5 separate regions of the Homo sapiens genome follow, and all the other regions are linked to region 2. The links are chromatin loops, found by intact Hi-C in ENCODE. Cell type or tissue: GM12878. All regions are shown on one strand. Region 1 overlaps NTRK2 (neurotrophic receptor tyrosine kinase 2). Region 2 holds the start of LOC107987088 (a long non-coding RNA gene). Region 3 overlaps NTRK2 (neurotrophic receptor tyrosine kinase 2). Region 4 overlaps NTRK2 (neurotrophic receptor tyrosine kinase 2). Region 5 has its middle 57 kb from the start of SLC28A3.

What was found. Peaks named below come from ENCODE experiments on the same cell type or tissue, not always from the same donor. Only the 100,000 strongest peaks of a DNase experiment are listed, where the experiment ranks them.
Region 1: a loop joins it to region 2, with 2.7 times the contacts of the local background. A loop is called at or near these places in 18 of 110 quality-filtered maps.
Region 3: a loop joins it to region 2, with 2.8 times the contacts of the local background. A loop is called at or near these places in 3 of 110 quality-filtered maps.
Region 4: a loop joins it to region 2, with 2.2 times the contacts of the local background. A loop is called at or near these places in 3 of 110 quality-filtered maps.
Region 5: a loop joins it to region 2, with 10 times the contacts of the local background. A loop is called at or near these places in 31 of 110 quality-filtered maps.

What each region holds. Positions count from the first base shown.
Region 1 is chr9:84,695,085-84,700,084 of GRCh38, forward strand. The region is part of intron 2 of NTRK2 (neurotrophic receptor tyrosine kinase 2); the gene reads left to right. Among named protein-coding and RNA genes, the nearest start is that of NTRK2, 28 kb to the left of the region's middle. In GM12878, a CTCF peak has its summit at 2,629 (motif pointing right); no DNase peak of the experiment used is centred here.
Region 2 is chr9:85,141,284-85,146,283 of GRCh38, forward strand. It overlaps LOC107987088 (a long non-coding RNA gene), which reads right to left and starts at 1,352. Exons shown (of 4, transcript XR_001746809.1): 1 at 1,162-1,352. In GM12878, a CTCF peak has its summit at 1,940; a DNase peak (open chromatin) is centred at 1,888.
Region 3 is chr9:85,002,844-85,007,843 of GRCh38, forward strand. All of the region lies in intron 17 of NTRK2 (neurotrophic receptor tyrosine kinase 2), which reads left to right. Among named protein-coding and RNA genes, the nearest start is that of NTRK2, 340 kb to the left of the region's middle. In GM12878, no CTCF peak of the experiment used is centred here; a DNase peak (open chromatin) is centred at 2,148.
Region 4 is chr9:84,951,316-84,956,315 of GRCh38, forward strand. It overlaps NTRK2 (neurotrophic receptor tyrosine kinase 2), which reads left to right. Exons shown (of 19, transcript NM_006180.6): 17 at 3,968-4,202. Among named protein-coding and RNA genes, the nearest start is that of NTRK2, 280 kb to the left of the region's middle. RefSeq lists an enhancer at 3,558-4,058. In GM12878, a CTCF peak has its summit at 2,948; a DNase peak (open chromatin) is centred at 2,921.
Region 5 is chr9:84,395,134-84,400,133 of GRCh38, forward strand. No RefSeq gene overlaps it. Among named protein-coding and RNA genes, the nearest start is that of SLC28A3, 57 kb to the left of the region's middle. In GM12878, a CTCF peak has its summit at 2,124 (motif pointing right); a DNase peak (open chromatin) is centred at 2,158; H3K27me3 peaks cover 170 bases.

The DNA.
Region 1 (5,000 bases), 450 kb before region 2:
AAAACTTCTATCTATCTATGTATCTATCTATTTTATTGATCTATCTATAAGGAGGGAGGATGGGGTAGCAGGAAACGATTCCACTTTGAAGAGTCACCATTTGAAATATTCACAGCTGCTTCCATTTCATTTTGATGTGTTGCCAAAGTACAGTTCAGGTAATAAAGTCTAGGCTAAAGGGGAATTTTTCTTTTGAGTAATACCACTATTAAGCTAATATGCTTAAAGACAAGATGCATTAGATACTACTCCTTGTTGCTTGAAGAGATTACCTAGAGGAATTATTTGATAGGTTGTTAAAGCAAATGTGAAACCTTTTAAAATGTAATGAGGACCCTTTCCAGGAACCTGTAAGTCAAAAATATTTCTGTGAATTTTCTCTAAAATTACCTCTTTTCTCTTATTTTCCAAAAAGCCAGCTATAAGCTTTTTGTTAAGCCAAAGAAGAGGAAATTCTTTACCCTCAGAAAAATGTCTTAGTAAAGGTCCTGAATGTCAAATTGAGACTGGAGAAGATTTGGTGACAACACAAAACAAGATGACAAATAGCATGTACTGTGTTTATGTTCTAATTCTTTATCCACTTTCCGATCACTCTTCAAAGCTTGAGCTCAATGCCCTTTCTCCTTTTAAGCCTTCACTGACCTGCCCAATTATTTAAATATATATAAACAAATATATATTTCCAATAATTTTTGTAGTTCCTTCCACTGTGCCCTCACAGGGCAAGTGCATGTACTTCTTCTTAAAACCTTTTCTTTTTGGCTCATCATATCCTGTGGCAGTGTCCACTGTCTCTCCTTAGAGCATCATCTCCTTCAAGATAAAGAATTGCTGGATTTGAAGAATCATGGAGGCCATTTCTAGTCTTACATTCCTCACATGTTGGGGTTCTGTGGCAAATGAATGCTTATCTGCTGAGGGCAATTATTATTATTATTTTAGACAAGATCTTGCTCTGTCACCCAGGCTGGAGTGCAGTTGGCGCTATCATGGCTCACTGTAGCCTTAACTTCTTGGACTCAAGTGATCCTCCCACCTCAGTCTCCCAAGCAGCTGGGACCACAGGCACCTGCCACCATGCCCAGCTAATTTTTAAATTTTGTGTAGACAGGGTATTACTATGTTGCCCAAGCTGGTCTCGAACTCCTGGACTCAAGCCTCCTGCCTTGGCCTCCCAAAGTACTAGGATTACAGGTGTGAGCCACTGTGGCTAGCTGGTTTTTATCACTTAAATAAATAAGTAAATAAGTAGTGGGTTTGAATATGTTGTGTTCTTGTAATCTAAATTAGCTTTTAGATTGGACAAATTTGGGGTTCCAAATCAGCTTTCCACCCCCTTCTGTTATTGTCTTTCCTTTGTTTGCTTGTTTTCTGCATGAGAAGTGAAGCTGTGTCCTATGACGGTGATAAACTCCAGGTGGAGGATCAGTTTGGGTGCCCTAAGTGAGCAGACATTCCTTGAGCATCAGCTCTGTGCTAGGAAACGGAGATCAGTGAGATGAGATGAGGAGCTAGCAATTCAGTTATGGGGTCAGGTAGACTCATAGAAAAATAAAATTGAGGGTACAAAGAGTACCTCCCATTGCTCTAATTCTTAATTGCAAACTTACAAGTGCAATAAATGCTAAAACTGCATGCCAACCGATGGAATAAAAATGTTCTGATTGGAAAAAGCATTTTTGGTGTTGTGTCTACAAATCACTCAAGCAGTCGTGGAGGGTCCTGGGATAGATTTAGATGAGTACATTGATAAGACTCTATCATATAAGATCCAATCTTTAGGGCAATAGTTAATGACCTTGGGATGTAGTAAATGTGCAAAAAATAACAGCAAAAACTGCCCTCATAATATGAGGTCCTAGCAAGAGTCCTGTATATGGACTTGGTAAGGGAGGAAGGCACATTCTGGGCAGAACAGGATGGTTGAAGGCCACCAATGATTCCTGGCAGATTATTAATAAAGGTTGAGGGCCAGGGACCCTGAGGGACTGACGAGGTGAGAGAAATTCCTAAGGAGTACCAAATGAAACAAAAAATCCGAATTCACCATGCCTCTTGGTCACTATTTAAGGGCCGCTGACTTGCCTAAGAGAGCATGCAAGCAACGTCTGCAGGCTGGGGGGTGGAGGGAAGCTCAATTTTCTGAGAAGATGAAAACTCCGTGGACCTCGTGAGATTCCTGTGAGGCAAGTGCGGGGACATGGGCTCTGGGGGCGGAGGGGCTGTGCTTGGAAGCCCCTGGGCCTAAGCTTTCTAGAGCAGTGGGCCTAGGTTAGAGGAGTTTGAGGTTGTCATGGAGAGAAATCTCCTGGTTGGGGTGTGTGCCACAATTCTGGGCCTTCCCACTGCTCCCTTGAGGGAATGGCACCCTTTTTGGAGATGTGTTTTATTAAGCAGAGCTTGACTCGGTGAAGAGCCCACAGTGTCACTGCACTTTAACAGGGGCAGTGGGGAGTGGTTTTCTGGGAAAGAGCCTGCTGCCCGCCTGTCAGTGGCCCTGACCTGGCACTTCCTCTCTCCTTCCTAACCCTGTGCCTTTGGGATCAGTTGCCCTGAGGCAGAGAGCAGGAGAGGCCAGGGCTGTGGAGATCCTCCTGGAGGCAGGTGGAAGTCACCAGGAGGGGGCAGCGCAGCACACACCTTGGTCTTCTGTTTCCATGCGGAGGCTGTGGAGCAGGGAAAGAAAGCTGTTAGCTGTTTGCTGTTTGGGTGGTCCAGGGAACCAAGAACTTGAGCTCGGGTGTGTTTGTCCACTGAGTCACTGAGAAACCCTGGGGTCTGGCTTTCCTGCAGTTATTTCCTTTGTATGGTTGTTGCAGTCTCTGTCTCTCTTTCTTTCCCTCTCTCCCTCCCACCCTTTCTTGCTTGCTGTCTCTTTCTTTTCTTTTTTCTTCATAAATTTTAAAAATTCAAAAAAGTATAATGACATAATAACTTTATATAATTACATTCAGAAATAATAGTTGAATATTTTTAAGCTATTTTTTCTTTTAATAAAATAGTTTAGCAGTTTAATAACATAAATGGTATAAATAGTTTCTGTGTATGTGTGTGTGTGTGTGTAACCCCAGACCCATTCTCCTTTCCCAAGGCCACCTTCCTTGGAATCATCTTTCTATACTTGGCATATCTACTTGACTGTGAACACTATGTGATATTATTTTTTGTGTATTTTTAAAAGTTCACACAGATTGTTTTATGTTACATGTACGTATCAGTATACAATTTTGCTTATCTTCTTTCTCACTTCGCATAGCAGTGTCTTTCTGTTCAAATATGTAGATCTGATTTAATCTAATATATATATATATATATCACCTTATTTTAAACAATGTCTATTTCTTTATGGATGGACACTCGGGTTGTTCCAGCTTTTGACTCTATGACAATGAATGTTGTAATATTCTACTGATCATATTACAATGACTCTTCTTGAGTCCATATGTGAGAACTTCTCTTGGATGAATACCTGGAATAGAATTGCTGGGCCCTGAAGGGTTCTGATTTATAATTTTCCAAGATACAGGCCAAGTGCTTTTCAAAGTAGTTATAACAATTTACACTTCCTCCAACAATTTCAGAGAAATTTCATCACATCCATAGAAATGTTTTACATTGTTAGACTTTAAACATTTTGTCAATCTAGTGGGAGAGGAATAATATGTCATTGTTATTTTAATTTACATTTCACATTTCTTGGGAGATAAGCAACTTTTCATGTTTCTTGGCCACCGAAGTTTTCCCTCTGTGAATTCCCTGTTATTCACCTTACTGGCTTCTTTTCTAACCCTATGATTTGATTCTTCACTTAGTGGTAGCTAAGGAGAGTTTCTTAGGGGGTAGATTTCCTGAGCAGTTTGTAGCTAGCATCTATATTGTGGACATGACTACACGTAGTAGCTTATGAGGGGGAATTCTTAGGATCTACTACTAGAGGAGCCCTTGCTGAAAATTTTTTTTTTTTTTTGAGACGGAGTCTTGCACTGTTGCCCAGGCTGGAGTGCAGTGGTGTGATCTCGGCTCATGTCAAGCTCCACCTCCCGGGTTCACACCATTCTCCTGCCTCAGCCTCCTGAGTAGCTGGGACTACAGGTACCCGCCACCACGCCTGGCTAATTTTTTGTATTTTTAGTTGAGACGGGGTTTCACCATGTTAGCCAGGATGGTCTCAATCTCCTGACCTCGTGATCCGCCCGACTTGGCCTCCCAAAGTGCTAGGATTACAGGCGTGAGGCACTGCTCCTGGCCCTTGCTAAACTTGTAATCCAGCTCTTCTGTTGGCCTTTCCATCTTGACAAGAAGAAAAATGTATTTATTTATCCAGGGCATTCTTGCCCCCACAGTAGAAGCGTATTCTCTAGTGACCATTTTTCATAACTTCTTTTGATGGTGCTTTTGAATGGTTTTCAGCAAAATTTCCTGTCTGGTCTTAGATTTCAGAATAGTGGTGCTTTGCTTAATTGGCTCATTTTCATCTCATGAATACTGTGAATTTACCATTGACCAAATTTATCCTCATCTCCTTCTTTCTTGGACACTGGTGACTAGAAAGCATAGAATTAAGCTTATGTGTGTGTTTTTTTTTTTTTCTAACGAGTGTATGCATTTCTAAATTGAATTCCGGGCTCCGTTGATATCTCTTTATTTTTAATTTATTTTTATTTTTAAATTGTTTTTTTTCTTTTTTTTCCCACATAGTTTTGTGCAATCCATTGACATCTCTACCCCTGTCTTTCTCTCCTCTATGCCTTCCATTTTTATTTGCTGGTTCGTTGTATTCTATTGAATAAAACCGGGGAGTTTATAAATTAAATGTCTGATGAAAAATGAAAAGAAAGGGCATAAGTAACAAAAAGTTAAAGATGAGTGCCTTGTGCAGATCATAATAAAGTCCCCATTGAGTTCCAGGCCCTTGTTGTGAGCATGGAGGATGCAAGGATAATCCAGGAAAAGAGTGAGGAAGAACTCTCAATGACTTCAGGACAGTGACAGGCCTC
Region 2 (5,000 bases):
TTTCCATGGCAGAGACAGTAGATGCTCACTTCAAGTCCATGAGCTCCCTGTATTTCCCAGCCTCCTTCCACTGCAGTCAGGTGTGGGGCCCTGTGACCATTCTATCCAATAGTTAATGGCCTGTGAGCAGAAGTGAATGAGATATAAATCACCAAGGCCTTTACAAGTCTTCTTCCTCCCTCCTTTCTCTCCCCCAATCTGTCTCTCTCTCTCTCTCTAGGAGTATGAGTTGGTATACCTCAGGCTCCTATTATCCTTCATCAGTTCTCTCCAGGATGTCCCAGCTGCCTTTGGACTTGAAGTATAACACTTCTTTACATTCTGAAAGTCAAATTGGCCATCAAGGCATGTGGCAAAGACCAAGAGTTGTGTCCCAATATCCATTCTTGCCTTCTATGCTTCTTTGGTACTAGACTTCAGACATTCACATGAATGTTCAGAGTAAAGGCTAATTTTCAAGCTACCCTTATTGCTATGCGTGGCCCTATGACTAAGTGTTGGTCAATTGGATGTGAGTGGAAGTTGTGTCTGCCATTTTAGGGGTGTGCCCTGTCTTGCCCTGTTTTTCTTTGTCTCTCCCACTGGAAACAGATGTCATAAAGAGCAACATTGGACCACATGGATGAGAAGAGAACTGTAGTGCCTACTTAACAATGTGGAGCTGCTACGTTAGTCTTGAACTGTTTTGGCTCAGATTCAGAAAAAATAAACTTTTAATTTGTGTAAGCTACTCTTGGATCCTAATGCAGTCACACTGTATCCTAGATAATCCAGGCACTTAGATGCTATGGCTACTGCTTTAACTCCTATCAAAACCCTTGGAAAATAGAGCTAAACAGGTTTGGGAAGTGGCATGACATATCCATGAAGTCTGTGCACTTTGAAGTAAGATAGAACTGACCCTGAATTTTACTTGGCCACTTCCTAGCTGTGTCTCCATGGCCAAGGTAATTAAAATATCTGAGCTAGGTTTCCTTTGCTTAAAAATTGAGTAAGTAATACATCATAGGATTGTTGTAAAGGTTAAATGAGCTGGTGTATACACAGTTCCTGGCATCTAATAAATATTAAACAAATGCTTGTTGCTATTGCTCAGGAGTCAGACACACTAAGGAAGTTGGAAGACAGGAGGAGAGGGTAGGAATGGCTTCATCTGCTCACCTTGCTTCTGCAACCAGAGGGACTTGCAAACACTCTTCTCTCAGTTTCTGTAGCTCGTGGATAGAAGATGTCATCCCATGGCTGACAGACATCTGGATTTTCTGTGCTGTGCTTATTCATTGAACTTAATCATGACCTCACTTTCTATGCCTGAGTGAGTAGAGGCTCCTTCTCCCTCCTTGGGTACAGTTGTTGATGGATTGAAAAGCACTCACTGAGAAAAGATATACTGTGACCCCTCCCAAGCCCGAGTCAATGTGAAAAGGGCTAAAACTGTGCCAAGTGCCAGAGTCCACTGGAAATTTCTGAATCCAGCTGCACACCCAGATGTGCATGTTGACAGGATGCCAAGCCATTCCAAAGTCTTGAGCAATGCGCAGTTCCAGGGCCCAGTGAGCTGGTGCCAAGGCTTTGACTGCCACTCCAGGAAGCCAGCAGCGGGGCAAGTGGGGGAAAGAATGCTCATTGAAAGAAGAAATTATTTTATGTATGGTTTCCCTGCTGACCAATGACATCTCTACCTTGCTAGTGTCCCACCTGTCCTCCAAAGTGGCTGACCCCACTGGAGATTGTTGCAGGCTGCAGCCATCTTGATGATGAGAATTGGCATCATCTGGGAGGAACACTCACTTCGTAACACTTCCCTTGAAAGCCATACTGTGTAAAACTAACTGCAGAGATGCAAACTTTCTTGTTGGAAGCATTGGCCTATGAAGGTAATAGAGAGCCATAGGGAGAAAAACAAATTGGTGGAGGAAAAAGTGACCTATACTGCCATCTGTCTGTCTGGAAGAGCATAGGTGACTCAATCCATTTCACATTTACCTCTCTTCAGCATTCAGCTAAGGTAAAGAAAAAATGGAGGGAAATAACTTGGATCAAATGTCTGTCAGCCCCACCCCTCAGCTTCCCAATTATTTCATCCCTCCTCCAGCCCAAACACATCTTTCTCTCACATCCTGATAGAGGCATTTCCATCTGTTTGCAAAACCTCACATTCCTGCCATAGCAAGTTGGAACTCAGAATATTGATACCCATTCTCTCTCCACTACTGTGTTCAAAACTGTCACCATCACAGGGGACATCAGGCCTTGGTGAACTTGTCTTGTAATCCAGCTTCCAAGCACAACATTGTTTCAATGGGAAGGGAACTCATTCTGGGTCCAAACAAAAAGCTGGTTGGTGACCTTAACGAATACAACCACGACATGTTTAAGACTGTCTGCACACGAAAATCAGCAAACATCAAAGATAGCATTGCACAATACGGAGTGTGGCACATCCAGAAAATTCAGGGGGAATGAAATTGCAAATGTAAGGGATAGAGTCAAAGACTGCATTTTAAGTTTATTTCCACCCAAACTGGTTCTTCCTCTGCCATGGAATAAGGAACAACTCAGCAAAGGGAGAGAAAGAAAGCAAAGCAATGAGGAGTTTCAGCCGCCTATTCTTTCAGGGGAAAGCTGGCGTGTGCTTTTCCCAAACTCAGCTATAGGCAGAAAACCAGAAGTGAGGCCGCTTCATCAGGAAAAAGAGATGCAGACAGCCCAAGTTACACAAATCCCTGAGCCTTGTCTGCACAAGGGTGTTTCATTTCATGTGGCTGCTCAGTATGTAAAGGATGAAAGTCTCATTTTAAGTAAATAGTGACATGGACTGTGGTGTTGATTAACAATCAACCATGTCTCAAGTCCAGCTCTCTCCAACGAAAAGCACCAAGAAAATACAATCTTCGGAAGAAAGGACTTGACAGAAACCACAGGCATGAAGTTGCATGGCCAGTTCCTGTTTGGGAAAAGCAACAGCACATTTGGTCTCTGAATTCCCTGCATTTGGCCGGCCATGTGGTCTCCAAAGTGGCTGTTTTTCTGAAGTCTCCATTGCGCATGGACCGACACACTCAGGCTTGCCTTCTTTCTGATGCCTTTTTGAGTGATGGCAAGAGCTATGTGAGTTCTCAGGGTGAGCTCTTTGTGTACAGGTTTGGTGTAAATAAGCATTCAGTTGAGCAAAGGTAGTTCTTACCAAGCCCTTGGCCATCACAAGACCACCTGTGCTGGAGCAGGCTGGGGCTGAGGAAAGGTTGGGAGTGAGTCTCCAGCTTCCCAAGAAGGAGTGACGTGGTCCCTGCCGAGAAGGAGTCATTTTGTTCATTCCCAGTCTCTTTCCTCCAAATTTTCAACCTAATTCCCACCTACGAGAGCAGTATTTTGGATACATGGAGCTCTCAGAGTGCCTCATTCCTGCAGTTTCCAAAGGCCCTTCTCAGTCCTCCTGTTTTCCATAAATGTAAGATGTGTTTCCAGGATCACCAGCTGCCTACTAGCAGGAAAGACCAAGGTGATCAATAAAGCACAGCAAGACCTTCCTTTTAAGCCACCCCAGCATGTTGCATTTCTAGAGCAAAGGAAGGAATGGGACTGAAGGCATAGCTTTGTTTGTAGGCTTTCATGTGCACCAGAATATACATTAAGGGACATGCCACACAATGTGTCTGTTTTTAAAGTGTTCATTCTATGCCGGACACAGTGGCTCACACCTGTAATCCGAGCACTTTGGGAGGCCGAGGCTGGTGGATCACTCCGAGGCCAGGAGTTTGAGACCAGTTTGGCCAACGTGGTGAAACCCCATCTCTACTAAAAATACAAAAAAATTAGCCTGGTGGCAGGTGCCTGTAATCCCAGCTACTCGGGAGGCTAAGGCATGAGCCTCTCATTTGAACCTGGGAGGCAGAGGTTGCAGTGAGCTGAGATCATGCCACTGCACTTCAGCCTGGGCAACAGAGCAAGACTGTCTCAAAAATAAAATAAAATAAAATGTTCACTCTAAAACGATTTGATTAACACACTGTTGACAACTGAGTTATCTGCTATGAACAATAGAAAAAAATGAGTTAAAGAAAGACCATTGTCTTGAACTACTGCTCTCAGAATGGTGGTCTCAAATTGTACAGAGCTCAACCTGCAAACACTGGAGCTCTCATCCCCTGGGGGGCTCTTAAATGGCCTGGAGGGTTTCCATAAGTGGGCCTACAGTTCAATAAGCAGGCCTAAAGTTCAAAGCCAATTTTCAGAATAAAGAAACATTCTCCCCAGGCTCCGGACACCTTGCAAATAGGAAAGTGGACCTCTGATGGTGATTCATAAGCATTTCAATCTCATTCTCTAAGTCTTGTGACTGGCCATTCCATAACTCCAAATGCCTTTGGCTTTGAAATTTCCTCCCAGGGTGCCTGCCTGGCATGTAGAAACTTCATTTAGCATAGCGCAGGTGGTCTTGTGCTGGCCCAGGGCTTGGTAAAAACTCCCTTTGCTCACCGGAATGTTTACCTACACCAAACCTGTACACAAAGAGCTCACCCTGAGAATTCACACAGCTCTTTCCATCACTCAAAAAGAGCATCAGAAGAGCAAGAGAAGATGGCAATCACCTGAGGTCGTGAGTTCGAGACCAGCCTGACCAACATGGTGAAACCCCATCCCTAATAAAAATACAAAAAAACAGCTGGGCATGGTGGCACATGCCTGTAATCTCAGCTACATGGGAGGCTGAGGTAGGAGAATCGCTTGAACCCAGGAGGCAGAGGTTGGGGTGAGCTGAGATTGCACCATTGTACTCTAGCCTGGACAACAAGAGTGAAACTCCATCTCAAAAAAAAAAAAAAAAAAAATTTGAGGTAGGCTATGTTCAGAATCTCAAAAATATTTTCTTAGAAAATAAAAATAGTTGCTCTAAATTATTTCTCTTATGTTTTATGTTTTTTCTTTTTTTATCTGTCTTAAATTTTTTAATGAAGGAAATAATGTTAATAAGCAAAATACATTTATTTGAGAATATT
Region 3 (5,000 bases), 140 kb before region 2:
AGGTCTCAAGATGTCTAGGAATGCATTTCTGGGGGTGGATAGGGTTGTCTACAAATGGTGCCCCCAACATCAGGCCAGGTCAGGCCAGGCTAGGAGGTGAGGGGCTCCAGTAGGTGGCCTGCTGAGTTGGAGAAACAGTTGGGGGACGGAGCTGAGTGAGCTTGGTGAATCAGCCCCGAGAGAGCCTACTAGAAGGCTGGACTCTGTGCAACACAATATTTCTCTTTATTGTGTCCTTAGTGTTTATTGTCCTATGGTTTTCCTTTAGAGTTTAGCAAAGCCATTCAGCTCACCTTGAGCTGTGCTAAGGTGAAACATGAAAAGCTTCATTTGTGAGATCATTAAAAAGGGATGCAGTGCATTCCTGGAGGCCAGCATGGAGGAAGCAGTCATAATTAAAGTGAGACAAAAACAAATGGGAGGAGAAAAAGTGTGGAGGGTGAAAATTTCACTCCTTCATCTATTTCAACAACTGTTTATACCGCTGCTCAGCACTATACTGAGTACTAGAGCTACAGCAGCAAACAAGACCATGAAAGCTTGTTCTAGTGGAGGGACACAGAAAAGACAAGCAACATAATACAAATAATAATTGTAGCTAGTTCTAAGTGCAATAAAGAAGGAAGGGAAAGAGAGCCAACGTGGCTTTCAGTGTGCCCCGTGTGGTAGGCAAGGGGGAGAGATGTCGGTGGGGAGGAGAGGGAGCTGAGCTGCACCTGTGTCAGGTAGGAACTGAGGGGTCCTGCTAAAATGTTTGGATTTTGTTCCGAGTACAGTGGAAGATGCTGATGAATTGTAAGCAGGGGAGTGATGAGATCCAATTTACATTTTGAAAAGAATCCTCCAGTTGCTGTATGGGGAATGGATTACAGGAAGCAAGAGTGAAAGCAGACATACCTGTTAGGAGGCTACTGTGAGGATCCGGGCAAAAGAATGTGGCAGCTTGGCCTAGGTGTCAACAGTGAAGATGGGGGGAATGGGGTGCAATCAGAATATGTTCTGCAGGTAGGGCTGAAAGAACCTGATGGTGGCTTGGATATGGGGATAAGAGAAAACAAGGAATCAATGATGACTTCTCGGGATTTATCTTGAACAAAAACAGGAGTGATTGGTGGTGATGGTTGTGCTATTTAAGGAGAAAGAAGAAGGAAAGAAAGAAAGAAAGAAAAGAAAGAGAGAAAGAAAGAAAGAGAGAAAGAAAGGGAGAAAGAGAAAGAAAGGAGAGAGAGAGAGGAAGAGGGAGAGAGAAAGGAAGGGAGGAAGGGAGGAAGGGAGTGAGGAAGGAAGGAAGGAAGGGAGGGAGGAACAGGGACTTTTCAAAAGGGGGATGAAATCTGAGGACATTTAGTCCTTGGGCCAGCAGAGGACAGACCATCATTGGAAAGGGGGAAGATTGTTCCAAAGTCTGATGTTCTTAAGTTGAAAATAAATCATCTCTGCTTTTCTCTATAGTTTCCAGTTAATTTGCAACCACTTGTTCATTCTGTATAAGCCTTGCCATTCTTGGGAGTATTCTTGTCTTCATCTCCAAAGACAAATTCAGGGATAAAGAGAATTACAATCCCCAAGTCTGTGTTCAGAGAGTAGATACTAGTGCTGGAAGACTTTTATATATTTTATTTAAGCTATTTCAAGAAATGGATTAAAGTAGATATTAACCAGTTAATAGAGTATCCTAAATGCCAATGATCTGCACATAAATACGTGTTTTGTTATAAACGAAGTGCGATTGTAGAGGATAGAGACCTTGGGAGGGAATTCGCAGAAACATAATCATAGGAGTTGACTAAGGGATTTAGAGGCAGAAAGGAAGATGCACAAAAAAAAGAATGCCAGTTGATCATCATTAAGGACTTCAGGGCTATGAGATCTTCTCTCTTCTTCCCAGGATACCATAAGGGCAGCTTTCTTCCTCAAAGACAGCTCAAATTGTTTCAGGAGTCAAAGGGTGACCGCCTTAGCAGTGATGTGATCACATAACAGGTAGAATATTGGGGAAATAATTAGGAAAAACAAGGTAATTTGGAGGGATTCTCCTACCCAGGTACTGACTGAGAGAAGCATGCAGAGACCATTTGCATAAATCCTAAAGCTGAAGTCCCAAGGGGGCTATGACTAAGCATCCTAGAGATTTGAGCTCTGAGAAACACTGAAGGAGCTAGTAATAATAGGATCCCTCTGCTGCTGTTTTCTCTTTTCTAGTGAGGAACTGGGACCTTGAGGGACTGTGAGGGACACCCACACAGTCAGACCTGCTTTGTTTCCTAGAACCTGTTACTTCATGCAAAAGAAAGCGTTGGTTATTGATACAGTGCAATTATGTCATTGTCAAATTATCTGCATCAAAGAGGAAGAGACTCCCTCCTGAACAAGACTCAGAAAACATGGCTGATGACTGCCTTAGCTGACTTGCATAGCTGGTCATGCCACCAGGTGGACTTGGGGAAGTGATGCAAAATGAAAGGCAGATGCAAACAGAAAGAGACAAGGTTAGAGGATTGGAAACATCCGTCTTCCATCACCATCTTGGACCCTGATTCTGACTGTGGTCTTGGATTTCTATGTCTTCGTTTCCCTACTTAGTAAACGGTAATGAAACTAGGCCACAGACTGTGTGTATTTGTTGTAAAACCCCATAATATTATGTAATGTGCCTTAAAATATTGCCTGGAAGTAGCAAATTATTTCAATATAGAGGTATTGAGATATAAATATAGATGTAGATACAGATACAGATATAGACACACACCCCAGTGCAGCTGTGCTTATTATACAGAACCCTACCAATGATAACCCTGAGTAACACTGGACTGCTTGCTTTTGAAACACATAGAAGCTGTTCCTGGCTCTGGGCTTTTTTGTACCTGCTGACCCCAATACCTGGAATGTAACCTCTTCCCAATGTTTGCATGTCTTGTTCTTTTACTTCATTCAAATCTCTGCTTAGCTATCACCTACTCAGAAAAGCCTTGACTGACCTACCTTTCTATCTAAAATAGAACCACCCCTCTGTTCTTTCCAGTCCCTTACTCTATTATTTTGGCACAGTATTTATCACCACCTGAAATTATTGTGCCTAGTATTTGTTTATTTACATATGACCTTTGTATCCCACTAAAATGAGAGCTCCATGAGGATATGGAGCTTATTCACATCCGTGACCCCTGTGCCTACGACAATGCCTCACACCCAGGAGGTAGCTCAATATATTTTTGCTGAATAAGTGAATGTTATCAAAATAAGCAAATGAATTATCAACTCCATGGTTAAGGAAAAAGAAACCTATACTTTTTGCAATAAGTGTTTAAGAAGTCTAAAAATACTATAATAGCTTTTCTTCTTATCTGTTGTAATGCAAATAGTCCATTGAGAGAGAGGGAGTTTGGCAAGAGGGAAGTTTAGCTTCTCCTGACATGAGTTACTGCACAGTACTCTGGCCCTTACTATAGTGGTAGGGGTGGGAGTGAGCTCCTACAGGAGGCAGTGGCAATGCTGGGGGCTGGTTTGGGGAAGTTAGACCTCTTTTTATTAAGCTCTGCTGGCCCTCTTGGGCTCCCCTGCCATCATGCTAAGCATACATGTGGCCATGCCAAGGCAGCTTCAAGGTGAGCCGCTCCTGCCTCCAAGCCAGACTGCCATCCTGAGGCTCCTCACCCTGGGGAAATTCTGTTGGGGTGACAAGGAGGCTGCTGTGGTTGGATGGCTTCATGCAGTGAAGGTGGGATGGCCAACAGGCTATACTACAGGAGGAGCAAAAGAAAGACACCCCTGGGGACAGGGCACCCAGTACTTCCCTTCTCACTGACTTCTCCCAGCTCCCTCTCACACTGTCCTCTGCTGAGGGGTCACTTTGGCTCATTCATCTGTGCTTTCAGTGGCTTTTCCTGGTAACGTATTCTATATGTTCATTACCCTATGCACAACATATGTCTGTTTTTGTTCCTAATTTACAGTTTCAACAGGACATAGGTGTCCTTCTCTAAAGCAGATCAGCTACTGTCCATTTTGCCTTTCCCTTCTGGATACCCCTCTGGGCTCCAAGGGGTATGTGCCCGCAGCCCCACCAGCACTTACAGGAAGCTGCCTTTTTGGTTTTAGCTGCTGGTTCTCCTCCCATATTTATTTCATACAGTATTGCCCACCTCTGAGACCATTCCCTAGGGCAACCACATACAATCCATTCATTTGACAAGTATTTGTTGAGCATCCCAGCACTGGACTGTGCTGTCTCCCATGAAGTTGTAATCTAGAGGCTGGAGGAAATAGCAAACATGTAACCTCAGCTTACAGCTGACTGGGGCTGTGAGGGAAAGGGATTTACCATTATGATCTAACAAGGGAACCTGCTTTTGGTGCCTAAGAACATGGTATTTAAGTTAAGTCCTGTTGGACAAGTAGAAGTTAGCCAGGTAAAAATTGAAGAGCAGCACGTTTGAGGGACCTATGCCATCAGAAAGAGCTAAAGGAGTTTGGGAAAGAGAGGGAAGATCAAAATGTAGGGGACCCTGCAAGGAAAGGACAGAGAAGCACAAGACCAGCAAAGTTGCTAAGATCAAACGGGGCACAAGCAGCCATTCTGATGACTTTTAATTTTATCCTAAGGGCAATGGGAAGTCACTGAAGAGTTTGCTATTGTATTAACTGTGAATTGGAAAAAGGTCAGAAGGAAAATGGGGAGTGATTGTTGCAGTAGCCCAGGGGACAGGGGGAGGAGGGAATGATGGAACTTGAAGATTTCTCAAAATGGAGGTGGAAAGAAGTAGACAGACTCGAGATGTCTTTGGAAGCATAACCTTGGAAAGACATCTTAGAGTATTCCATAAGCCCTTGACTGCATACTTCAGGACTTCTACTAAGTGAGAAAAATGAAGACCCTCTTATGATTAAGCCACTGTCTCTGTGACATGTAGCAGATGGGGATCCCTAACTGATATGGCCTCTTTATCCCTACATTGGCTAAGCTTGTGATTCACTGTGGCTCATTAATTAATAAGCATAAA
Region 4 (5,000 bases), 190 kb before region 2:
TTTTGAACATTGTCTTGTCAGCTCTAACATGAAAGGAAGAAAAAAGCTGAATGTGGTTGAGGTCTGGCTGCTTCTAAGAGAAATATTTTCCCATTGTTCCCATGCCCCAGTCTACTTCCCTAATTCAAGATGGTGCTTTCGAAAATCTGTAGCATAAGAAATACAAATGTGCTCACCTGGATGCAATTAAATGCTTCCGTGAGCTCACAGTGTGTCTGTACATACATGAATGTGTGTGTGTGTGTGTTGCAACTTGACTCTTTCACTTTCTCACTCAGCCTCTCCTTCTCCCTAGCTCTCCTTCCTGCCTTGCAGAAGGAACAGGCACCTGGTTCTCCCTTGGCACCTTGCACAGGGTGTGGAGCAATTGGAAACCTAGCCTGCTTGGTTTCAGAACCTGCTAAACTCTGGGAACAAGAGGTTTGCCATGCCAAAAGTCTAGTTCTCAGGTGCACTAACATGCTGCAAATATAGGCTGTCCTCTTTCCGCAAGGGAGCTGGGCACTTAGCTGCCATGAAAAGTCCCCAGCTGTATCAGCTCTGCCCTATAAAGACAGATGTCTTCTCTTGTCTCCCTACCCTCTTTATTCATCCAGAAGCCATATATTAAGCACCAGCATGGCCAGGCTCTAAGCTAGTTAGGGTGGGAAATGAGGAATAAAACACATGTCTTTGCTTGCAAGGGTTTCATGATTTTTCCTCTTAGAATCTGTCCAGAGTTGCCGTCTAATGAGGGGAAAAATAGACTACTATTTTTCAAACTATCACAGCTAACATTTATTGAACTTTCTAAGCATTTTAATATGTTTCAGGGTATAAACCATCCTTGCCGTCATTCCTACGTTACAGTTGGGGAAACTGAATCACACAGGTAGCAGATGACAGAGCTGAGATTCAAACCTGCAGCCCCTGGCTGCAAGAACTCATGGTCTTAACCACTCTGCCATCCTCTCTGCTGAGGTGCTTGTTGAAAAGACCAGAAGGAAAGTGGTGTGCTATAGAATCCTGGAGCCAGAGCAGTTGGTGCAGTGCCGGCTGTAACCCACGCTGGAGAGAACTGGACAGCTAAGTCAGGCCCATGAACCTGCTACTTGCTTCCCAAGCCAGGGAGCTGATGGTGCTTTTTTTAATTTTGTTATTTTTTTACCTCTTAAGGAATGTCTTCCTGGAAGAGATGAAATGTGTTTTGATTTCTAAGACTTCACGAGGACCTGGGAAAGTGAAAGCAGAGGATTGCAGCGTTAACCGTTATTTCTGTTCCTCTTAAGGACTTGTGTAGCAGACCCACCTACCCACTTTTTACAGCAGTATGTTCTGCTCAGAGAAAGCATCCAGAGGCTTATTTTATTTAAAGAGCCGTGTTCAGAAAGTTGAACAGCAAATACCCAGATATAAACAGGGGAAATTACTTTAAAAATCCAGGAGTCTCCCCCAACCCACACATACTAATATAAAGTGCATTAGGCATTTGAGGGCCACCAGCTTCCTGACGTCTGCAGAGTGTGGGGTTGGAGGACAGAATTTTGTGCAGAGGTGGCCTTTTGCACTGACATCTAACTTTTCCTCTATCCTGGAGTCTTGCCTCTGAGAGATATTTAAAGTAGATCAGTTTTCTGGAACTGATATAAGGCTGTGGCCAATCAACAAATTATTTTATTATTTAAATGGTACCTATGAAGATTAAATTCTGACCGAGTCTCTGGGTCTTTATTTCAGATTTTCTTTAGTTTATGTGCACCCCAGCCCCTTCTCCTGGTGCTGAGGTCATAGTAGATTTAAGGAAGACAAGTGAAAACATTGGCAATTTCCCCTGACCCCTCAGTGCTGAAAAGGATTAGGCTTGATTCACCTTTAGTGAAGTGGAAAGGGCCCACCCTCTAGTATCCTGAAGAGCCCTGTTACAGGCCAGTTACAAAAAGTAATGCACAGAGGATAACTTGTGTTTTCACATCACCTGTCAATTTCATTTTTAAAGAGAATCTTTGTTTGCAAAGCCTTTCTCCCTGGTTTTCCTGTGAAAGGCCACGAAGCACTATGCAAGCACAGTGTCAGTCCTCCTCACATCAATGCCCTTAGCAAGGGGCAGTTAGTATCTACAATTTACAGAGTGAGGAAACAGGCCCAGAGAGGTTATGTAACTCACCCAAAATCACACAGCAAGTGTAGGACAGGATCCAAATTCATTTCACATATCCCGGAGCTTTGGCCACTGTGCCGCTTCTTACCTTGAGTAGGTGCTTTTGAGCTGAAGAAAGCCCTGGAGCATTTTCCCAGCATTGTTCCTCAATGTGACAAGAGGCAGCTGGGGGTTGTGGTTTGAGTAGAGGTGAAATATGTTAGGACTGGCTTGTACAAAAACAGGAAACTCCTCCCCAGGGAATGGTTAAATCCAGGTATTTAGAGACAGGAAGAACCTAAGAAATTACCCAGTATAATATTCCTCTGTATTTTTGACTAATGAAGAAATTGTACATGAGAGAAATTAAAGGGCTTCCCAGGATCATGGCATTGGACGCTGGTAGGCCTGGGAGACCCCCCAACTCCTGTCCAGTGTTCATTCCCTGAGATTACAGGAATGAAAGATCTGGTGACAGAATGATTCCCGAAATCAAAGGCAAAGACAGTCACTGTAGGCTGGAGCCGGGATGGAAGTGGGGATACGCCTGTGGCTTGAATAGTTGGGGGAAGGAGGGCGGAGAGGCAGGGCAAACCCTGACATGTGTTCTCAGACAATTCTGGCTTTCTCAGTTTCAAATACTCACACGGCTCTGAAACCCTGCAGGTGAGGTTACCTACTTTAACATTTATGCAGAATCCTCTATATTTATTCTAAGTGTTTCAAAACGTCTTGAGAGAGATCTTTCCTTTCCCAGAGAGAAGCCCTTGGCCACGCCAGGGCAGAGCCCGACAGCAAACCCCGCCTTTATTCCTTGCACTGCAGCGCCCCCTCAGGCCACCAGGGGCAATGACGCTCATCTTGGCTCACAGCGCAGGATGTCACAGCAGAGCCTGCCGCGCTGAGGGCGGCATCCTAAGACGCGGATCCTCCCACCCTTGCAGGACTTGCGTGTTAGGGTGCCCTAAGTCATCACATAGCTGAGGAGAGGCCAGGTGTGTAAGACAGAAGAAAAATAAGATTTAAAAAATCATAGTCCCCCTCCCCATAGTGTAAACAATAAAATTTTCCCCAGCAAAAGAATAAACAGGCTGTGGTTCAAAAGAGTTCTCCTATGTGTTGGCCATAGCCTGTGTTGAGCGGAGGTTGGAGGAGGGGTGGACAGAAGGAAATGGTATTTTGTATTGAGAATGAACATCCAGATTGAGAATGCCCTGGGACTCTGTTGTTGAACTGGGCTTGAGAGAGCCAGGCGTAGCTTCAAAACCATGCCTGGCCACAGATCAGGTGGACTATGGAAGGCCGCAGGCTGCCCAGCTCTGGTGCTGGTGGGGACACTCTGGAGGAATCAGCTTGGTTGGGGGATACTCTGGCATAGCCTGGCTAGGTGGGAAGGGGTGGGGACCCACTGGGCTGCCATGTCCATCCCACTAGGAGAGTCCATCTTTCCCCATATGTTTTGTTTTTGGTTTTGTCTTCCTTCACCTACCTGCTGCTTCTCAGGGTCAGGGGGCCCTGGTAAGTGCCTGAACCCAGCACAGTGCCAGAGCCCCTAAAATGTCAACCTGTCTGTACACTGGAGGGAAGGGGGACATTCAGGCCCACGGGGTCCTGGGAATTCCAGACTCTTTGGGAAACAGAGCAGCCTGGGTGCTCTCAGGACTGCAGAAGTACAACTGTGTGAGCACCTTTGTCTCCTCTTCATGCTAAGTCAGGCAGCATCTTTTAGCACCAGCAGCTACAGGGTGGGGGTGAGGAGCTTAGCAAGAGGGACGGGGAGGGGCAGGGGCAAAGGGCCCCTGGAGTGAAAATGCTGAGGCCCCCAGCTTCATTCTCCATGTCCTTCCCCAGGGCACACGGCCCTGATGCCGTGCTGATGGCTGAGGGCAACCCGCCCACGGAACTGACGCAGTCGCAGATGCTGCATATAGCCCAGCAGATCGCCGCGGGCATGGTCTACCTGGCGTCCCAGCACTTCGTGCACCGCGATTTGGCCACCAGGAACTGCCTGGTCGGGGAGAACTTGCTGGTGAAAATCGGGGACTTTGGGATGTCCCGGGACGTGTACAGCACTGACTACTACAGGGTGAGTAGCTGTGCAGATCAGAGACCCCAGGGACCTCTTTCCCTGCGGGACCCCTGCTGTATTTGTTTGCTGAGGCTGTCATAACAAAATATCATGACTGGGTGGCTTAAACGACAGACATGTGTTTCTCATGGCTCTGGAGGCTGGAAGTCCAAGCTCAAGGTGTGAGTGGGATTGGTTCCTCCTGAGGCCTCGCTCCTTGGCTTGCAGGTGGCTGCCTTCTCACTATGCCCTCACATTGGGATGGTGACAACCCAATCCTTCCCTTTAGGCCTAAATTTCTTCTTTTAAGGACACCAGTCAGATTGGATTGCATCCCACCCTAATGGTCTTTTTAACTTAATCACCTACTTAAAGTCTTGTCTCCAAATACAGTCACATTTTGAGGCCCTGGAGGTGAGGTTATCAACGTATAAATTTTGGGGGGACGCAGGTCAGCCCATAGCACCCACCCTGCTCTTGGCACTCCAGCGTGGTGGGTGAGATCTCCAAGAGTGAAGTCCTCAGTGTGAGAATCCTTCCAGAGAAAACTGAGGGCCTGGGGGAATTCCTGGTGAGGTTAAAGGATGCTGAGGTTTGGCTTTGATTCTGTGAAAGTATGCCTGGAGCCTTTGTTTGAGATTTGAACAAAAGTGAACTTGTTCACATAAATAATAGTACACCGGACTTTGGAAGTTCCCTCCAAGCGCCATCTTGGTTGAAAGCGGTTTAGCTTGGTGAGATGGAAGAAGTTTTATCCTGCCTGTTCCTAGACACTTCCACACAGCTTGTCTGGTGTTTCCACCACTGAAATCACTG
Region 5 (5,000 bases), 750 kb before region 2:
TGGGATTACAGGCACCCGCCATCATGCCTGGCTAATTTTTTGGTATTTTTGTAGAAATGGGATTTCACCATGTTGGTCAGGCTGGTCTTGAACTCCTGACCTCAGGTGATCCACCTGCCTCGGCCTCCCAAAGTGCCAGGATTACAGGCGTGAGCCACCACACCTGGCCCAAACTTTTTCTTTCGCAGTGGAAGCTGGGAGGAAGGTGAGGAGAGGTGGAGTGAAGCTGAGTGGAATTGTAGGGTAGGTTGATCTTGACCAGTGGAGCTACGACTGCTGAGTGATACCGCTTGGAGTTTTTTTGTGAACCTAGGTTCTGCCTGGCTCTCCTGTCCACTCTGATGGAGGCACCTGTGGTTCCCAGGATAGGTTATTCTTTCCAGTGGACCGTATTAGCTGTGAATGTGTTTGCACAGATCTCCAGAAGCAAATACTTGGGAAAGAAGCCTCAGTCAGCTGCAGAGAATTTTGCTTCTTACCACCAACCTGGACTTGCAGGTAGGAAGTTGGCCTGGGGTCAAGCCCAGCTGTGGAGGAAATTGCATTACAGCTGCAGCCCGATTGGACTGATGAAAGTGCAGACCATGGTGGATGACAGGGTCTCGCTGAAAACCAGTGTTGACAGACTGTGGCTAGTTTCTGTTTAACAGATAGTGTTGCAAATCTGTGTGCATCGATTGATTCATGCATATTTAATGTTGAATGTTATGAGTATGGAAGGGTTTCTTTTGGAAATTGGTGCATCACAGATGTTGTATCGTCCAGTCTCCTCATTTTGCTGGTGAGGAAATTGAGGCTTGGAGACAGTAGGATGATGTCTTGGAGTTTCACAGCCAGGTAGCTGCTGAGTTACTTAGAGACCTGGAACTCTTGGCCAGTACCCCTAGGAGGGAGCATGTGGCAGACTTGAGACATGAGTGAAGGGCCATAGGTGAGCCTCTTCAGCTTCCTGTGCCTCAGGTTCCCATCTTATAAAATAAAGGAGTTGTGCTAGGGTTTCATCTCTTAGACATCAGCTCTAACATTCTACGATCCTCCCTGTACACATGCTGGCTTTTCCATTTTCAATTATTCTAAACCACGATTGTTTGACTGATTCCTTAAAATCAAATACTGCTGAGTGCCATTACTTTCATTTGCCCATCATTAAAAACTAAAGGACAATTTCCTAGTTGATTTCAAAATGATCCATTATGTAACAAGGACAAAAGTTAAAACTTGCTATAGGTCCAATTAATTATGTAAACCATCAGTTGACAAAACAGCAGCTAATGGAAATATTTTGTCTAATAATCTCCAAGTTACCATTATGTTAAAAGCAGTAGCAAGTGTGGCACATGTGGCTCACCTAAATAGGTGTAAAATATACACACCTTATATGAATGAATTAAATAGTCATAGCAAAACACAAACAACGTACATTGGAAAGTGAGTTTCAAATGCAAGGCAGTCCTCAGGCTCCCATATTAATTAATTTTGCTTTGTCTTTTGTGGCATTAGAGATTCACTGTTATACATGGCATACTTTTGTAACTTAATCCAATTGCAAAGATCTTGAAAGGAGATTCTATTAGCTCCCTTGACCACCCATTTCAGGATTGTAACAGTTTTGCTTACCTGGGCTCTCAGGATAACTGAGGCTCATTTGATTATCACTCTACCCATGGGTGGATACTCAGGGTTGTTCAGAACCAGGAAGGCTGGTAGGAGTTGCAGAATTTATTTAGCCTCAGGTCTTTGGTGTTGCTGAATCAACCCAGATTTGTAGTAAACTCCAAGAGGCAGGTTAGCACTGGGCACTTGGGAACAGAACCCCTATGGACAAGGAGCAACAGACGATACTGGTGAGATGGCAGGCATAACAGGGTTAAAGACCTAATGGAGACCCCTAACGAGGCATTCAGCTGGATCTACATTAGCTCTGGAGGCAACCACCAGGACCACTTTGGACCTTATGCGTTTTATACCATGTGAATGTATTTCTATTAATATAAGTAAAATAATTTTAAGAAAAAGAAGGGAAGGGCATGCCCACCTGCTCTGTCATGCTGTTTGTCTCTGGCAGAGAGGCAGGTGCTCTGGAAGGAGCTGGCAGCCTGTGATGACCTAGAATGGCCACTTGGTGGCAGTGTTTCACTTTAATTGGCCCAAGGCAACCCGACCTGGTTTTATGAACTTCTAGCTGCGGATTTCTGGGACCCGCCCTCAAGGTTCAATTTATAGGCCTCGAGTGAAGATGCAAAATAGGATCCTGAGTGGAAAGTAATGGCTGTAACAGATATCCTCTGGCTCCTCCCTGTCTTCTTTCCCATTAGAACATCTCCCATCTAAGAGCTGCTTAGCAGGAGACAGGGGTCAATATCACAGAGGCCGGATCAGAGGCAGAAGCTGGGCTGCTTTAGGCCTGACACCGTGTGAGGGACCTGAAGGCAAGGAGCGTGGCTGCATCTGCCAGGCACGGGTGCTCAGGGGTGCTGCGAGTCCCCCAGGCCAAGGACGGGGCGTGCATTCATGGAGAGTGTTTGGCTGTCTTCTTTCCTGTGCTGGCGCGTTTCCAGGGGCCCACTCTTTCTGAGGGGTCTCTCAGGGAGGGCATGGCTGTGAAAAGTGAGGGAGGAAGCCGCAGGGATGTCACCTTCGGCCGGTTACAAAGCCCTTCTGGGCCACGTTCTCCTTTGTGGGATTGGGACGTTGATCCACTTCAGAGGCTCCCAGGCCCCCAGTTCAGGGCTGTCCCAGAATCACCAGAGAAATAAATTAACACAGATTCCGGGGCCCCGCCACTGCTCAGTCTATTCTATGGGTCTAGTTGGGAGCCCCGGAATCTGTGGGTTTAATAAACCCCAGAAGAACCCAATGAAGTTTGGAATCCAATGGTTAGGGGTGCTTTTTTGGATTCCTTCTAAGTGAGAAATTGTGACTGTGGAAGTGATGACTCACTGTGAAGCACACGGGCCCTGAAATCCACCCCTTCAAGCTGTTGATCTTTGTATGCATTTATTTCCTCAAGATGTTGCTGGCTCTTCCCGGGCCAGGAAGCAGATGCTGTGCCCGGTAAGGCCCGTCCTTCCAGTCCAGCCTTTACCACCCATGCGGAGTGAGGGTGAGGGCTCCGAAGGTGCTTTTGACCCTAATGTCATAACCATGGGGGGTGGACACAGATGTAAACTCGAAACTCTTCTTATTATTGAAAAATGTAAATATATACAAAAGTAAAGAGAATAGTATAATGAATCCTTATTTATCCACTACTTAGATTCAACAATTATCAAGATTTTGCCACATAGCTCTTATTCACATGCCAAGGGGGAGAAAAGAAGATTTTGCTATAGAAAAATTATCATACTTTCATTTTTTGTGTTTGTCTTTGCTGAAATTTTTGCTTGAAAAAGGCAAATATCCAGGTTTCTAGTCATTTCCGCCTACATGGGGCATTTCTTCTGTGCCTTTATTACATGTTAATAATGACTTCTCAGGCCGGGCATGGTGGCTCATACCTGCAATCCCAGGATTTTGGGAGGCTGAGGCTGGAGGATTTCTTAAGCCCAGGAGTTCAAGACCAGCCTGGGCAACATAGTAAAACCCCATCTCAATAAAGATATTTTTAAAAATATTAAAATTGTTTTTTAAAAGAGAAAATAAATAATAACTTCTCAATATCATATAATTCTGACCCATACTCAAATTCCTCCAGAATTAGCTCAAAAATGTCTTTTGACATTTGATTTGAGGTCTAGGCTTCTGAGGTTATCTCCTAATGTCTCCCAATACATGCATTTGCAAAGATCCATTGAAGGGGTTGGACATTTAAAACATAGCACAACTTTTTAGCCTGAAACACACACAGAGCCCTGCAGAAAAGTGAAGTTGAGATCCTCACAGGTTCTGAGTTAGAGGGGCCTTGGAGATTATTCAGCTCACCCTTTCCTCAGTACTGGAGTCCTTTGACAGGATCAGGACTACTGTACATTTGGTATTGAAATTGCTCTTGCAAAATTATGACGGTAAGAAATCTAAGTCCAGGCGCGGTGGCTCACGCCTGTAATCCCAGCACTTTGGGAGGCTGAGGTGGGCGGATCACCTGAGGTTGGGAGTTTGAGACCAGCCTGACCAACATGGAGAAACCCCATCTCTACTAAAAATACAAAATTTGCTGGGTGTGGTGGTGCATGCCTGTAATCCCAGCTACTCAGGAGGCTGAGGCAGGAGAATTGCTTGAACCTGGGAGGCGGATGTTGCAGTGAGCCGAGATCATGCCATTGCACTCCAGCCTGGGCAACAAGAGCGAGACTCTGTCTCAAAAAAAAAAAAAAAAAAAGAAATCTGATACAGTTGACTCCATCTTACTTCTGACCTCCAAGCTGTCCTTGGTCATTCATGAGCGTATGCCAAGCTAACTTTGGGAAGAATTTAGTTTATAGTTTAACCTTAAAGCAGAGATGATAATATCCCTTCTACAAACTAAATCGCCTTTGTAAAACTAACAAAAGTCCACAATGTGAGGATTATGAGAGGCCTGAGTTCTGATAAGAAGGGCATAATTTCTATAATACCTTGCTGCTCAAGGGTCATGTGGCCAGAGGTCACAAGATTTATGACTTTCCCAATTGCTCCTGTAGATAGCATCACCATTGTAGAACCTAAGTTTTTTTTTTTTTTTTTTTGAGGCGGAGTCGCCCAGGCTGCAGTGCAATGGCTCAATCTCAGCTCACTGCAACTTCTGCCTCCTGAGTTCAAGTGATTCTCCTGCCTCAGCCTCCCGAGTAGCTGGGATTACAGGCACCTGCCACCACGCCCAGCTAATTTTTGTATTTTTAGTAGATACGGGGTTTCACCATGTTGGCCAGGCTGGTCTTTAACTCTGGACCTCAGGTGATCTGCCCACTTTGGCCTCCCAAAGGGCTGAGATTACAGGTGTAAGCCACTGAACGCGGCCTGATCTTTCAAGATATCTTTCAGACTGACCCCACCTGGACTCATGACTCATGACTCAGCTGATC